Linked DNA regions of Homo sapiens: region 1 is linked to region 2. Evidence: chromatin contacts called from ENCODE Hi-C data. All regions are on one chromosome and are shown on one strand. Each heading gives the region's core, a stretch centred on a gene start or an enhancer-like site at or near the end of the contact. The rest is flanking DNA. Distances are from core to core; before and after follow the strand shown. Region 1 has its middle 54 kb from the start of LINC01845. Region 2 holds the start of CCNG1 (cyclin G1).

What was found. Hi-C counts contacts between places; a loop is a spot of excess contacts on that map. Pooled maps may share reads with other maps.
Region 1: a loop to region 2 is called in a pooled map, with 8 times the contacts of the local background. The contact joins the enhancer-like site here to the promoter of CCNG1 in region 2. A Hi-C loop is called at or near these places in 6 of 50 pooled maps.

What each region holds. Positions count from the first base shown.
Region 1 is chr5:159,410,961-159,413,660 of GRCh38, reverse strand. No RefSeq gene overlaps it. Among named protein-coding and RNA genes, the nearest start is that of LINC01845, 54 kb to the left of the region's middle. Within about 2 kb of position 1,265, at least 2 of the 41 ENCODE cell types and tissues checked have a DNase peak (open chromatin) inside an H3K27ac peak, as active enhancers do.
Region 2 is chr5:163,436,265-163,438,964 of GRCh38, reverse strand. It overlaps CCNG1 (cyclin G1), which reads right to left and starts at 1,370. Exons shown (of 7, transcript NM_004060.4): 1 at 1,161-1,370. It also overlaps a transcript of LOC105377700 not described here. RefSeq lists enhancers at 806-1,005, 697-1,274, 1,716-1,765 and a silencer at 1,446-1,525.

The sequences.
Region 1 (2,700 bases), core at 16-2,515, 4.0 Mb after region 2:
GATTTGTGCATTTGCATTTTTGTTATATGTTGTCAAATTGCCCTCTACAGAGATTATACCAGTTTACTCACCACAATCAAAGTTTAAGTGCGTCTTTCCCTCAGCCGCTTCTATACACTGTTATCAAATCTTGGGTATGGACCGATTTGGCAGATTTTTGAAATGCTATCTCAATGTGAAGGGGGTTTTTTTAGTGAATTTTTTTTTTTTTTTTTTTTTTTAGAGACGGAGTCTCACTGTGTTACCCAGGCTGGCCTCTAACTCCTGGGTTCAAGCCGCCCTCCCACCTCAGCCTCCTAAGTAGCTAGGGCTACAGGAATGCACCACTGCACCCAGCTTCAATGTGGTTTGAATTTTTATTACTCTTTTTTTAATGAATCTTTTCTGATGGTTAATAGCCATTTGTATTTTTTTCTCCGTAAATTAATACTTTAAGCTCTTTCTCATATACGTAAATTTTTAAAACATGCATACTGATTGTTTATAGCCATGAACATGCATAATGAAGGGTGGGAGAGAAACTCTAACCTCAATTGAGAGGCTGCTGCTGGCAAGGATGGCAGGCGGGTGGGACAGGGCAGACAGCAGAGACACAAAGGGATTATCGATGAGGGGGTAACATTTTATTTCTTTAAAAAAAAAGCACATGAAGCAAGAAAGAAAATTGAAAAAAAAAAAAAGGAAGCAAGGGAGGGAAAGAGAAGACAAGCTTTAAAATCAGTAAAGCTGGGCTTGAATCTCAGCCACAACACATGCTCTGTGGCCTTTCAAAGCTCTCATAACCTCTCTCATTCTCAATTTCCGCATCTCTAGGATGTAGAGAATTTAATGACTAAAGATAATCCATGTAAAACCATGATTAGCACATCATTGTTGCTAAACAGTCATATTACATTGTTAATTTGATTATTATTCAAATGTATATGATGCCTCAAGCCAAGAGAAAGGGTCTGGTGGCTTTTCCTGGCTCAACTACCTTTTTCCTGTTAGGTTTCCCCAGGGGGTAGCCTCTTGTTGGTGACATCATGCCAGCGGTTTCACCCTCTCTTGACTATTTTCCAAATGTCCTCCCCAGAGCTGCCCCTGTTGGTGTAACTGGCGTGACTGAGAGAAGCAAGGATGTGCTTGGGGTAGGGCTGGGAGGGGGAGTTTCCTCTGTGTCGCAACCACTGTTTCCAAAAGCTGTGACCTCTGTTAGCTGTGAGATTTTGTCTTCCTGTTGTGGCAACATCTGTAGAACCACATCCATGGTTTACCTGCAGCCTAAAACGCCCTGGCCTCGGAGGAAGCTAACACCTCTTTCTCCTTAGTTTGCATTACCTCAACAAGCAGTAGGCTGCCCCACCACACCCACCACACCCCAAAGCTTCTTGATGCCTTGTTTTTCCAAAGCCTCAGAGACACAGAAAAGTTATTCCTTTGCTGTAAACTCCTTTTATCAGAACAGAAATGATTAGAGCAATGAATTTGGTACACACCTTTTTCCCATCTTTGAATTATTTTCTGAGTTGAAATGGTTTCTATTCTTTTTCATTATTTTGATCCTAAAACATCAGAACACTAGAAAGGAGAGAAGAGACAAAGGAAGAAAAAGAAAAAAAGAGGATTGCCGAGGCAGAAAGAAGAAAAAAAATAGGGTTGAAACAGATGGTGTCCTGCCAGAGTCACCTCTTAGGCCCTGGAGACAAGCTCCAGAAATAATCTAAAGGCCTACGTTGGACACCAGGTCCTTCCTTAGTGGCTGAACCTTTGCTCTCAGAGACCAAATAGCTCTTGTATAGCTAATGCCCAGCTATAAGTGAGAGAATGCTGGGTGAGCTTAAAGGAACACCCCTTCTAATAACATCTGGAAGCTTCACCAAACCAGCAAAGACAATGTCCTTCAATTATAATTGCAGCGATGAACCAATAACCCATCAACCAAATCATGAACATCATGGAGAAAGGAATTACTGTTTTTCACAGAGGTGAAGATCGCTTTATCTTTGGCAGAACTGATCTGAAGGGAAATTGTAAGAGACATGAAATTTAACTTTCCTGGCATTTGTGAATATTTCTTCTTTTAATAACCTGGATTCCATGAAACCAGGAACCTCTTTCTGTAGCATCCCTTGCAGGCCTGCCATCACATTTACTGCCAGTGCCTCACCTCTCTTGCCTTCATCCAAATTTCCCTTTCATTGGCCTAGTTTTCTGGAGCTCTTTGCTGGGAGACAGACAACTGCCTGTTCTGAGAAACCATTCCATTCTAAAGTGATAATGGATGCTGCAATAGGTAGAATAATAACCCCTCCAAATATATCCATGACCTAATCCCCAGAATCTTTGAATATGTTACGACATAGCAAAGGGGACTGTGCAAATGAGATTAAGGTTAAGTACTCTGAGATTATCCCGCATTACCCAGGACAGCCTAATCCAACCACGAGTCCTTAAAAACGGGGTCAGTTTCCTTAAAAATGAGTCAGAGAGGTGAGAGGAAAGAAGAGTTTCTGACTTTGAAGATGGCAGAATTGGGCGTGAGTCAAGGAATTCGGGTGGCCTCTAGAAGCTGGGAATGTCCCTCAGTGATAGCCAGCAAGGAAACAACATCTCAGTCCTACAACCAGAGGAAATGAATTTTGCCAGCGACCTGAATGCGCAAGGAAAGAGATCCTCCCCTAGAGCTTTCAGAAGGCACATACCCCTGCTGACACCTTG
Region 2 (2,700 bases), core at 121-2,620:
AACCTCCGACTCCCTGGTTCAAGCGATTCTCCTGCCTCAGCCTCCCGAGGAGCTGGGATTACAGGCATGCGCCACCGCGCCCAGCTAATTTTTATATTTTTAGTAGAGACGGGGTTTCACCATGTTGGCCAGGATGGTCTCGGTCTCCTGGCCTTGTGATCTGCCCGCCTCGGCCTTCCAAAGTGCCGGGATTACAGGCGTGAGCCACCGCGCCCGGTCGGAACCATGCTTTTTAGAAAAATAAAATGCAAATCTTCAAGAAATACTTGTTCAAGTTATTCACTGTCAATAGATAACCACGAATAAACACCGTAAGACAGGATACCGAAAGTGAAAAGCAGATGGTAGTTAAGTATTCTGCCACATATTAACAAAATGAACTGTTCAAGTTACTTAATTGTACTTAGTTCCACATTGATAAAGTAGGGATAAGGTTTATGACCTACCTCACAGATTTGTGAGTTAAAATGAAATCACGTAAAGAGCTTAGCACATACAGTAGACGCTTAAAAAACACTGAACAATAATAATGAGCTTGAGCTTCTTTCTAGATTTATAAAATGAGGGTAACAATATCTGTCGCTGAATGTGAAGACTGAACAAGATGATTCACCACTTAAAGAGTATAGCACAGTGCTTGGCACACAATACTCAATATTACTTAACTTTTATTGTTGTTAGGAAAGGAAACTTAAAAGGTGACATTAGGAGCACGTATTGGGGCGGGGGGGTGCGGTGGGTTGTTGCTAACCTAGTCTGAAAGATGAACCTGGGAATTCCATTGATTTAAGTGTGCATAACACAACCATGTCCCGGGCACAAGCTAAGCCCTGGATACATGGAAGGTCCCTCCCACACCAACTAAAGACAGGAAGGCAGGAGGTCTTCAGAGCTAGTCATGTGAGGAACCTCTAACTGCAGGGGTTCCATTCTTCCTCCCCAGGCTAGTCCCTGGGACTGGGTCGGCAGACACGAAAGGCACCTCAGGAGGCCGGATCCGGCTCCGCCCCTCCAGCCTCGGACTAGCCTGGGCTTGTGCTCACAACAGCGGTAGAGTTTAGTGTGGAAAAGGGCGCGGGCCAGACCTACTCCTCGCCCCGCGCCCCCAACCCAGCTCCCCACCCGCACCTGGCGGTCAACTCCCGCGCAGTCCCACTCACCTTGACAGAGACTGCAGCTCCTCAGCGGTAACCACCCTCCCCGGGCCTGCTCACCTCACCCCACGATATCAGATCCGAGAGGCCTACGAGGAGAGGGGACTCGTAGGCAAGAGGAGAGAGGCCCGGGGAGGGGGACTGTCCTGGGTGGAGGCCTCGGCAGCGCCGCCGAGACAACTCGGCCCTGATCAGGGTCAGCTCGGAGCCGAAGGGGCCGCGCCTGCCCTAACGAGGAATATATTGGAGGGCGGGGCTTTCTCGCGAGAAGGGGGCATTTTCGCCGCTGATTGGTGTAATTCTTTTGATGGATGGCCTCCGCGATCCGTAAACGGCTGGGCCGTGGAGTGAGAAGTCCGGCCAATCGGCTCACACTTCCCGTTATCTGGCCTCAAATTCCCCGGCCCCCTTCCACGCCCCTACCTCTAAGCGTCTCTCATTGGAGAATTTAACAAAGTGTCTTCATTCAGTAGGGGGCCAAACTAAATACTCGGTGCAGCAACCCTCGCCTGGGTCAGGTCAATCGGCTGCCAGCCGGATTGGCCGGCGTATCATTCCAGAATGTACTGTTTGTTCTGTGGGGTTTAGGAGTTCTACAGTGGTTCTGCCCCATCTTTCTAAAAATACAGTGAGTAGTTAAAAAAAAAAAAGTCAACCTTTGATTTTTAATTACAGATAAAGAGGTGGTGGAATTTATATGGTTTGGTGGTTTATCAACTTCCAGAGTGCTCTCTTCGTGAACTTTGGAAGTCAGTTGATTCTTGCCTTAGTTTGCTTTTTATACAATTTATCAAATAATGGAGTTGGACTGTGTAATTTCTTGACCCTCTACCAATTTTCTGAATTTGCTTTTAAAGCAAATTTAAAGAGAAAAGTTGGTACAATTTTTCAGTTGCTTAAAATGAAAGGTATGTGGCAGACTGTTAACAGGAATAATTGTGGTGAGTGTGAATCTCAGTCTACAGACCCGAGTGTAAAGCAGTATTACTCTTTGTATTTACCATAATGAATTTAATCTCTGTGAGCCTCTCCTATGCCAGATTAGTGGGAAAATAATTAGCCTGAACTCTTCTTAGACTCTCCTCACTCTCACTCTCCCAGATCATCACAAGTGAGAAAAGTCCATTTGTAAAAGGGCCTGAAAAAGGGTGCACAAGGAGTCATTTCTAAACTCTTATGAATTACACAGTAGTTGGATGTCTCTGTTCTCATGGCCCCAGTTCGGTCTCTCTTACTTTGAAAAAGTGAAAATCTGAAAGATTTGCCGTCACTCTGCTATTTGCCCTGCCGTGTACTTACCCAAGGCAATGCCACAGAACAAAACTCTGGAAAGGGGGAAAAGGGGTGGGGAGGAAGGGGAAGGAAAAACAGGAGAAAACATCAATACCTCACAATAATACCTTAGCCACATAATCAGGTCAGTTTAAGAAACTGGGGCTCAAATGGGGAAGAGGCCTTTGTTCCTTTTGAAAATAAAAGCTTACCTAGTGAATATAAATTGGCAATTTATAACCTTTAACAAGTGATTTTATTTAAAAATACTTTT